2 separate regions of the Homo sapiens genome follow, and region 1 is linked to region 2. Evidence: chromatin loops called from intact Hi-C (ENCODE). Cell type or tissue: breast epithelium. All regions are shown on one strand. Links, peaks and the distances in the headings refer to the core of each region. The heading gives the core; the rest is flanking DNA.

What was found. Hi-C counts contacts between places; a loop is a spot of excess contacts. Peaks named below come from ENCODE experiments on the same cell type or tissue, not always from the same donor. Only the 100,000 strongest peaks of a DNase experiment are listed, where the experiment ranks them.
Region 1: a loop joins it to region 2, with 4 times the contacts of the local background. A loop is called at or near these places in 1 of 110 quality-filtered maps.

Annotation. Positions count from the first base shown.
Region 1 is chr19:4,652,620-4,657,984 of GRCh38, forward strand. It overlaps TNFAIP8L1 (TNF alpha induced protein 8 like 1), which reads left to right. Exons shown (of 2, transcript NM_152362.3): 2 at 1-2,949. It overlaps MYDGF (myeloid derived growth factor), which reads right to left. Exons shown (of 6, transcript NM_019107.4): 6 at 4,926-5,365. Among named protein-coding and RNA genes, the nearest start is that of MYDGF, 15 kb to the right of the region's middle. RefSeq lists a silencer at 2,113-2,162. In breast epithelium, for the core only: no CTCF peak of the experiment used is centred there; no DNase peak of the experiment used is centred there.
Region 2 is chr19:4,386,251-4,391,615 of GRCh38, forward strand. All of the region lies in intron 1 of SH3GL1 (SH3 domain containing GRB2 like 1, endophilin A2), which reads right to left. Among named protein-coding and RNA genes, the nearest start is that of SH3GL1, 12 kb to the right of the region's middle. RefSeq lists enhancers at 235-735, 3,154-3,761, 3,762-4,368, 4,369-4,977. In breast epithelium, for the core only: CTCF peaks have their summits at 177 and 2,233; DNase peaks (open chromatin) are centred at 2,341 and 2,691; H3K4me3 peaks cover 2,163 bases; H3K27ac peaks cover 4,280 bases.

The DNA of each region.
Region 1 (5,365 bases), core at 51-5,050, 270 kb after region 2:
ATGTCACCTCTCCTCCTGGCCCCCGCCCAATGGGGAGAGGAATTTGGGGCCCTACTCTGGGGACCACCTTTCACCCGTTTGTACTTTCTGGGCCACGCCGACCCCTGGGTCGCTTGATGTAAAAGCCAAAAGCTGCTGCCTCCCACTTGGATCATGTCGCCTGGGATTTTCATCCCTCGCACAAGGACTACGGGTTCACACGGTGAACTGGGGGAAGGGAAGTGTTAGGGGGCAAGTCGCGGCACCCCCCCTTCCATAAACTCACGTCCTAACCCCCAGGACCTCAGAAGATGATCTGATTTGGAAATAGGATCATTACAGATGGAATTAGTTCAGATGATCTCATCTTGGAGTAGGGTGGGCCCCAATTCAAGGACTGGGGTCCTTAAAAAAAGGGGGCCTGGGGCAGGGCGCGGTGGCTCACGCCTGTAATCCCAGCACTTTGAGAGGCTGAGGCGGGCGGATCACGAGGTCAGGAGATCGAGACCATCCTGGCTAACACGGTGAAACCCCATCTCTACTGAAAATACAAAAAATTAGCTGGGCATGGTGGCACATGCCTGTAGTCCCAGCTACTCGGGAGGCTGAGGCAGGATAATCACTTGAACCAGGAGGAGGAGGTTGCAGTGAGCCGAGATTGTGCCACTGCACTCCAGCCTGGGTGACAGAGCAAGACTCTGTCTCAAAAAAAGAAGCGGGGGAGTGGGGGATTGAGGCCACGTGCAGTGGCTCACTACTCTAATTCCAGCACTTTGGGAGGCCGAGGCAGGAAGATTGCTTGAACTCAGAAGTTCAAGACCAGTCTGGGCAACATGGTGAGACCCTCGTCTCTACAAAAAAAAAATTATCGTGGTGGGCCGGGCGTGGTGGCTCACACCTGTAATCCCAGCACTTTGGGAGGCTGAGGCGGGCAGATCACAAGGTCAAGAGATCGAGACCATCCTGGCCAACATGGTGAAACCCCGTCTCTACTAAAAATACAAAAATTAGCCGGGCATGGTGTTGCGTGCCTGTAGTCCCAGCTACTTGGGAGGCTGAGGCAGGAGAATCGCTTGAACCTGGGAGGCGCAGGTTGCAGGGAGGCGGAGGTTGCAGTGAGCCGAGATTGCACCACTGCACTTCAGCCTGGTGACAGAGCGAGACTCGTCTCAAAAAAAAAAAAAAAAAAAAAAAAAAAAGTGACTGTGGTGGTGCACACGTATAATCCCAGCTACTTGAGAGATGACGAGGGAAGATCACTTGAGCCCAGGAGTTAAGAGGCTGCAGTGACCGATGATCATGCCACTGCACTCCAGCTTGGGTGAGAGTGGGACTCTGTCTTAGAAAGAAAAAAAAAAGTATTTGGACACAGACATGCATGCAAGGAAGGCCAATGATGCCGGCCACCACCAGGAGCTGGGAGAGGCCCAGGGCAGATCCCCTTCAGCCTTGGAGGGACCTAGCCCTGGCCACACCTTCATCTCAGACTTGCGGCCCAGAGAACTGAATGAGAATAAATGTGCGTGAAGCCCCTCAGTCCACAGGATGTGGTACTGGAAGCCCCCACTCAAGAAGGCTCCAGTGAATGCTGGCACGTTCAGCCAGGATGCCTCCGTGAAGCTGGAGACCTCTGCCCTGGGTCGGGAGGGGAAACTGCTCCAATCCAGGGACTGCCACATGGGAGGGGACGGAGCGTGCCCACCTCCCAGGGGTGAGGGGGGACCCACCTGAGATGTGTGCACATTTTATTTATTTATTGTTTTGAGACAAAGTCTCGCTGTGTCACCCAGGCTGGAGTGCAGTGGTGAAATCTCGGCTCATTGCAGCCCCTTCCTTCCAGGCTCAAGTGATCCTCCCACCTCAGCCCCGGGTAGCTGGGACTACAGGTGTGCACGAGCACACCCGGCTAATCTTTGTATTTTTTGTAGACAGAAGGTCTCACCATGTTGCCCAGGATGGTCTCGAACTCCTGGGCTCAAGCGACCTACCTACCTCGGCCTCACAAAGTGTGCACATTGTAATATCGTGATTTCATATTTGGAGAATCAGCAACCAACCAGCCAACCATGTTGCTTTTATAAGACAGAGCTGAGAAAGCAAAGCTTGGCTGTCGTCTTGGCTCTGGTACCACCCACGAGATGCGGGCGATTCTCAGCTCAGGGCGTGGAGGCGTGGTGTGGGGGAGTCTATTTGCCATTTTTGTTTGTCAGCAGGGGGCAGGGGTTCTCAAAGATTGCAAAATGCTGCTGCAGGTCAGGAAGGTTATTTTGGGTGCCTGTGGGGGAGGTGAAACAAGGTCCCATGACTGTTTTGCAGAACCTTGTCTGTGGAGGGTAGAGGTTGCGGCAGGGGCCTGTGGGCCTTACTTGGTGAGAAGGTAGGTCTAGCTGGCTCCATTCAGTATTTGAGACATTTGGAATTTGTCTGCATTTAAAACCAAGAGATCACACACACCTGTCTGGATTTGGAGTTTCTCTTGAAAACTCGCCAGTCCGGCCGTCTGAGCCTGCACTGACGCCTGGTGAAGCTGTGCAGGGGCCGCCCCTCTCCCTTTCACCACAGTCCTCTCCACTCCCTTTCGCCTCTCCCTGGCCTGCTGCACTCACTGATAGGAAATTCTGACCCCAGACTCGGAGCAGCCTTCCCGTGGTTCGGTTTTTGCTTCCGCGAAAAAGCCAAAGGCCTTGGCCAGAGAGCCAGCTGTTCCTACCTCTACCCCACGCTTCCAAGGCAACCTTCTCCACTTATCTTAGGCCGAGAGACAGCTCTTCAAGAACGTACATGGATCCTGATTTTCTCACGAAGTCCCGATGGAACCCTGTGCTGTTGAGACATCAGTGTGTAAAACTCTCTGTGTCCCTGTTGGGCTGTCCAGACAGTCTGGACTCTTGTAAATTTGAGATTTAATTAAAGGAAACAAACCAAATAGGACTGCGGAACAATTTAAATAAAAGCACACACCAGCCTGGGCGCAGTGGCTCATGTCAGTTAAACCTAGTGCTTTGGGAGGCCGAGGCAGGAGGATCACTTGAGCCAAGGAGTTCAAGACCACCCTGGGCAACATAGCGAGACCCTATCTCTAAAAATATATATATATAAGGCCAAGTGCAGTGGCTCACGCCTGTCATCCCAGCACTTTGGGAGGCTGAGGCAGGCAGATCACCTGAGGTCAGGAGTTCAAGACCAGCCTGGCCAAGATGGTGAGACCCCATCTGTACTAAAAAGTACAAAAATTAGCTGGGCATGGCGGCGGGTGCCTGTAATCCCAGCTACTTGGGAGGCTGAGGCAGGAGAATCACTTGAACCTGGGAGGCGGAGGTTGCAGTGAGATGAGATCGTGCCACTGCATTCCAGCCTGGGCAACAGAGTGAGACTTGGTCTCAGAAACAGAATAAAAAAATAAAAAATTATAGCCAGTCAGGGTGGCATGCACATGTGGTCCCAGCTATCTGGAAGGATGGCTTGGACCCAGGAGGTTGAGGCTGCGGTGAGCCGAGATCGCACCACTGCACTCCAGCCTGGGTGATGGAGCAAGATCCTGTCCAAAAAAAAAAAAAAAAAGCACACATATGCACACGTAAGGTCAGAGGGGAAGCTCCTGTGTGTCCCGAGATGCCCTGATGTATGCTGGTGCATCAGGCCACCCGGGCATCATCCTTGATGACAGCCAGGGATCCAGAAGCTGTGGGCGAATCCCAGCTGACCAGGAGAGAGTCCCCCTACCTTGGCCAGGGTACTGGTGGTAGGCACTGTTTCCCACGGCCTTTTCTGCACAGGAGGCCCTGGCAACCCTGTCGTGCTCATCTTCTGGGCCCCGTGGAGCCTCAGAGTCAAGAGCTGGAAAGCCTCCTGGCCTTGGCGGGGGGGTCTTCAGACCTCAGAGCACTGCCATTCTTGGTCTAGGGGCCCTTCCCGCTGATGTGTGCGGCCGTCAGTCCTTTCCTCATGTGGTGGCATCAAGTGTGTGCTGGGAAGTCAAGGCTGGCTGGTTCTTTTTCTTTTGAGACAAGGTGTCACTCTGTGGCCCAGGCTGGACTGCAGTGGCGCGATCTTGGCTCACTGCTGCCTTGGACTCCTGGGTTCAGGCGATTCTCCTGCCTCAGGCTCCTGAGTGGCTGGGATTACAGGTGTGCCCCACCACACCTGGCTAATTTTAAAATTATTTATTTTTTGGTAGAGATGGGGGTCTTGCTATGTTGCCTAAGCTGGTCTTGAACTCCTGGTGTCAAGAGATTCTCCCACCTTGGCCTCCCGAAGTGCGGGGATTCACGGGCGTAAACCATCCTGTCTGGTCTGTTTTTGTTTTTTAGTCACTGTTGCAACCCAGCTTCAAAAAACTACGGGAGGCTGGCCACAGTGGCTCATGCCTGTAATCCCAGCACTTTGGGAGGCCGAGACAGGTGGATTGCTTGAGCTCAGTTCGAAACCAGCCTGAGCAACATGGCAAAACGCTGTCTCTATCAAAAGAAGATGCAAAAATTAGCCGGGCATGGTGGCGTGTGCCTGTAGTCCCAGCTACTTGGAAGGCTGAGGTGGCAAGATCGCTTGAGCCCAGGAGGTGGAGGTTGCAGTGAGCCGTGTTACACCACTACACTTCAGCCTGGGTGACAGGAGAAGACCCTGTCTCAAAAGAAAAACAAACTAAGGGAAACCAATGCCCCAGGCTGCAGAGAGCAGGTCGGCCTTGGAACATCCTCCCGCGCTGGGGCCTGTGGCAGCCACAGAAACCCGGGTGTGAATTCACAACATGTGGGGGACCCAGGGACAGCGAGTGCCAAGGGGGGAAGGGGGCAAGTTCACATACAGCCACCTTGGGATCTAGCGCTTTGATGCCTGCAGAGAAGTCCCACCCAGAGACACCGCCCACCCGCCCACGGTGGGGCAGTGTCAGCCGCGTCTGAGCTCCTGACCCGCAACGGCCAGCCGGGAGGGCCCAGGCTGTGGGGTTGCTTTTTAATGTTCTTATTTATTTAAATATGAAAAAACATTTCATCTCTTCCCAGTTCATCTGAAAGGAGGTCCCCTGGGTAAACATAGGAAAGCAGTTCTGCAGGCTCATGAAGGATGCTCGGCTGGAGGTCGGGGGGAGCATGGCTGCTTTCCCCAGCATAGCCCCCATGTTCCCCACCCTCTTTGTGCCCCGGATCTGCGATCCTGAGTCCAGAAGAGCTCAGCAGGAAGTGGGAACTGAGAAGCTGTTGGGAGCCAGGAGGGCCCTGGACCCTCTGTTCTCTGCCCCAGGGCTTCAGCCACCCTGCAAGCCCCTCCGGACAAGGCAACGTCAGCCCAGGTAGAAAACTTAAGAGTCCCTCCTAGAAAACCAGTGATGTGCTGGCCCTTTCAGGGACACAGGCCCCTTCAGCTTCACCGGAGATGAGAAGGTGCC
Region 2 (5,365 bases), core at 123-5,122:
AGGCGGGTGGCAAGGGATTGCGGCGAGGGCGGGCAGAAAGTTCCCAGAGCTTCCTTCCGCAGGGGGCTTCCTGAGAATAAGGGTCTCTGCTTAGTGCTGGGGCAAAGTCCCGAAATGACAGCAGAAAAATAATCAGTCAGCAGTTCTGCTTCCAGCACGCAGGGCTGGATGGGGGTGTCCTGGAGGAAGATATTTGCATTACTGCTTGGGTGATGTTTGGGAACTCTTTTTTTTTTTTATTTCTTTTTCACTTTTTTTTTTTTTTTTTTGGAGAACAGGGTCTTGCTATACTGCCCAGGCAGATCTCAAACTCCCGGGCTCAAGCGCTCCTCCTGCCTCTGCCTCCCTCAGAGCTGGGATTACAGGCACGAGCCACCGTGCCCAACAATGTTTGGGAACTCCTTAAGAATGCTGACTGCTGGGTCTCCAGCTTCCATGCCTTTCCCCAGGCACTCAGGACCTGGCTGTTACCAACCCATCAGCCCTCTTTCCTGAGCCCAAATCCCAGTGTGCAGGATCCCCCGATCCTAAGAGGCGAGACTGCAGAGGGCATGGCGGTGGGCCCCAAGGGAAAAGGCAACGTGCCTTCCGTGAGGCATTTCCCACAGCGTGGCAGCTAACACAAGCATAAGGCACGTGAATCACGTGGTCAGAACACAACTCCGCTGCAATTCCCCTTCTGTATTTCTTTTTCTTTTTCTTTTGAGATGGAGTCTTGCTCTGTCGCCCAGGCTGGAGTGCAGTGGTGCAATCTTGGCTCACTGCAAGCTCTGCCTCCCGGGTTCACGCCATACTCCTGGCTCAGCCTCCCGAGTAGCTGGGACTACAGGTGCCCGCCACCACATCCAGTTAATTCTTTGTATTTTTAGCAGAGACACGGTTTCACCGTGTTAGCCAGGATGGTCTCGATCTCCTGACCTCGTGATCTGCCCGCCTCGCCCTCCCAAAGTGCTGGGATTACAGGCATGAGCCACCGCGCCTGGCCCCTCTTCTGTATTTCTTATTCTGGCAAGAAGGAACTTCCAGGTGGGCACTACTATAGTACAGGCTTTGTTTTTGTTTTTTTTAGGCAGGGTCTTGCTCTGTTGCCCAGGCTGGAGGGCAGCGGCATGATGATAGCTCACCGCAGCCTCAAACTCCTGGACTTAAGTGATCCTCCCACCTCAGCCTACCAAGTAGCTGGGCTACAGGTGTGCACCGCTATGACTGGCTAATTTAATTTTTTGTACAGACGGGGTTTCATTGTGTTGCCCAAATGGGCTTGAACAACTGGGCTAAAGCAATCCTGCCTCAGCCTCCCTAAGTGCTGGGATTACAGGCAAGAATCACCACGTCCAGCCCGAACAGCTCTTTCACAAGAGAGCACACCTCAGGCTCAGGGGTGGGGTATCCAGCAAAATTTCACTCTATTGTTTTGCTGCTGTTGTATTTGTTATTCCACTTACTGTGCGGGGTTTTTTGTGTTGTTTTGTTTTTGAGGCAGAGTGCAGTGGTGCTATCTTGGCTCAAGGCAACCTTCACCTCGCAGGTTCCAGCGATTCGCCTGCCTCAGCCTCCCGAGTAGCGGGGATTACAGATATGCATTACTACGCCCGACGAATTTTGTTTGTTTTTGTTTTTGTTTTTTTGAGACAGAGTCTCGCTCTGTCGCCAGGCTGGAGTGCACTGGCGCGATCTCAGCTCACTGCAACCTCTGCCTCCTGAGTTCAAGCGATTCTCCCGCCTCAGCCTCCTGAGTAGCTGGGATTACAGCCATGCGCCACCCACGCCCAGCTAATTTTTGTATTTTTAGTAGAGATGGGGTTTCACCATGTTGGCCAGTCTAGTCTCAAACTCCTGACCTTGTGATCCACCTGCCTCGGCCTCCCAAAGTGCTGGGATTACAGGTGTGAGCCATCGTGTCCGGCCTATTCCAGTTACTGTTATTGAGCAAGGAAAAATACCACGATCCCCTTTAAAATACATTTTAAAAGTGATAAAATAAAAGTAATTTAAGAGGAAAGAGGCCGAATCAGCTAATGGGTTCAAGCTGAAGGACAGGCGATGAACCCTGGCTGTCATTTCAGGGCATCACCGCTGGCCAGCTGCCTGCTGTGGTCTGCGAGTCGTGGGAGTGTCACATTTGAACGCTGGGACAGGGGACGCAGGCTTAGAAGACAGGTACAGAGAGGGGCAGCGGAAGCACAGGAGACAGCAGGCTCAGAGACAGAAGGGGCCATCCACAGGGAGAAGTGGGAGGAGCCGCAGGGCCTATTGTGGCAATCAGAGAGAAGTCACTGCAGCAACTGGGCACAGAGGCCAGGGAGAGAGCTGCAGGATGGGTGGCCAGGCCCAGCCATGGCAAAAGTCCTAAGAATCTTGGCAAACAGGGCTGGGGAGCCAGTTTCTGGAGGCTGGGAGTGGTTTAGTTTGGGGAAGCATTCAAGCCAGGGAACCACCAACTCTGAGCAGACCGGCCCAGCCGGGCAGCAGCAGGTGCATTTCAGCCTGGCCTCGATCAAGGGGGGAAGCAGGCGTCTGGGCTTGGCTTCTTAGGGACCCTGCTCAGGCAGGCTCTGGGTCAGAGACTGCCTGTGACACAGTCAGGCCCTCGGACCTGGCCAAGTTCAGGTGACTGTCAGCTGCAGCCCTGGAGCTGGACACACACCCTAAACCACAGGAGACACTCTCTGAGCTGTTGATTTTTTCAGAGCAGTCGGACCTGTTCCCAACCGAGTTCTCCGAGGCCTTGTCAGCCACCTGCCTCCCTGGTGCTGTGACACGGCCTGGTCAGATGCCTGGCCAGCGGACCAGGGGCTGCTGTTGAGCCACCACCAGGGACACCACAGGGGCCCTGTGGAGGACAGCCCCTCACTCTGAGAAGGAGCCCTCTAGCTCAGCCTCTGTAGGGGGCGTCTCTGGCAACCTCATCAGCAGGCCAGTGCCCAGCAGAACATGGCCCATCACACATGCCCGAGCACAGCCCAGCCTCAGGAGCTGCCGTCCGATGGGAGGAGAGCACCTCACACGAACACCAGCGTGTGGCATCTGGGTGGGGGACCCCGAGGCCAGAAGCTCCAAGGGCTGAGAACTCAGTTCCCACATGCATCCCCGGAAGATGCCAAGGATAAGGGGAGATAGAAACGCGTTCGTTATAGGGCAGACAGGAAGTGGAGAGAAAATGAGGTTGGGAGGTAGGAGAGGCCGGTGACATGGACAGGAGGCAGGAGAGTACAGGGCCCCACACAGGGTGGGCGGGAGGGACTGACTGTGTGAGTTCCCATGCAGGGGAAGAGTAGCATTTAAACCTGGGACCAAGGCAGGGGCTCCAGAAGCTCCCGAAATTCGGCTGAGAGCTTGAACTGTACCCTGGGCCAGGTGGAGACCTGCTTCTCTTCCTCTAGGGCGTGCTCACACAAACTCGACACGAGGCCATCCGCTGTAGGGTGGGGGCCACGGTGGCCCATCCGTCCTTCCATGTGATATTTACCGGCTCCCTGGGGCAGGCCAGCCAGTAAACCAAACACTGGGGATGCAGCAATGAGCACAAATGCCTGGCTCCGGCGGCAATGGGCTCATATTCCAGTGGCAACGGCAATGGAATAATCACTCCCATTGGCATGAAACCATGTGGGGAGCTGTCCACTTGGGGGCCAGGGCAGAGGAGACGCATGTTCCCGGCCCAGGGAGGGGAGTGGGCCCACTCACCCCATGCCCTCGCAGGCCTGATGCCATCTGGATTCTGAGTATCTGCCATGACCACCGCCCCTACAGACTGTGTCACACGCGGCATGACCCCTGCTGGGTGCTTCGTCCCCTTACCCAGGTGTGGAACTGCGGCCCGCTAGGCGGGAGCCCCCTCCCAGGCGGTCAGTGGGCCGCTGCTGAGTCAGGTCCAATGGAGGAAACTGTCCGTCTATCTTCCTGCTGTGGTGAGGAGGTCTCCCCGTGACCCTGCTCTCAGGGCCTGGTCAGCAGGTTTTTCTAGGAGTGGAGAGGAAAAGGAAGACAGGGCCGTCCTCCCAGAGCCTGAGTTCAGGGAGCCCTGGGTACTGCTTAACAGGAAATGAGCAGAAACGCACCAAGCTGCAGTGCTCAGGAAAAGTGCTTGCCAAATCCAGCCCTGCAAAAGGCGAGAGATAGAGAAAGAGAGAGACAGGCAGGCAGACAGACAGGAAGAAGGTGTGGAGAGGACAGACAGAGAGAGAGGAAGAAGAGGTGAGAGGGCAAAAGAAGGGAGAGACAGAGAGAAAGACAAGGGAAGAGTGAGAACAGAAAGAGAGGAAGAAGAGGGGGGAGAGATAGGGAGAGGAGGGGAGAGAAGGGAGAGAGGGAAACCCGCTGCAGCCCTGGCCACCACATTCTTTCATCCGCTTTCCAGGGACAGCTTCGAAAAAGAACCAGAAGAGACCGCCCCCTGACACTTCAGCTCACACATTAAAAAGCCATTAGAGTTGGAGAGCTCAGGTCCTGCTGAGATGCCTCCAGAGCCTGTTGAGCTCCTGACACCTACCCCACCCCCACCCCGGGGCAATGCTTCCCCTTCCAACCCTCCCGGCACTTAAAGACCTCAGGGGCTTGGAAAAGAGAAACATGGAGGCCGCTCTGAGCTTCTCCTCTAAGCTCTGCCCCGGGCAGCGCCGAAACCTGCGGCTGCCTCCGAAATCCTACTGGGGACGTTGGCAGCATGCTCCAAATTAAACACGACGTTTCCCCAGATCAGATCAGTTGCAAAACACTGGAAACAATCACGGAGGAGGAAAAGGGCTAAGGCAGCAGTGAAGGCTTGGCTGTACCCTAGGCCCCTGGATTAAAGTCCACTGGACACAGAGACACAGGCAGGTCTGAGCGGGACGGGCCTCAACCTGCAGGTTTCTCCTTTGAGGAAAAAATGCAACAGACACACACACAGACATCTGAGGGGCCCAGCTGCCAGCTCAGACCTCAGGTGCACTGCGCACGTGACAGCGGCCACCCCTGGGTGGCCAGGGGTGGGGTGAGCAGTGTCATGTTCTCTGTGTGCTTGATAGGTCTGGGGTGTCAAAATGTGACAGCCCCCAATTTCTTCAACTGAGCGGCATAAGGTGAGACACCTCATCTCGCACTCACAGGCTGTTATTAGGGGCACCTGGAATATAATTAAGTACTGCAGAGCTGGGCTTTAACACACACCCAGATAAGCAGGGCGATCAGCACCCACGGAGCCCCAACTGGTCTTTGGTGAACACGGGATTCTGAGTCAGAGACAAACTTTTAGCCGAACTTTCAGCCCTTGACTTGTTCTGGGACCTACTGTACAGCAGTCACGGGTGGCAGAAATCGGAGTCTGATGACCCCTTGGTCCTGGTTTGTTAAGAATGGGAAAACGTAGGATGCTGCTTGGTTA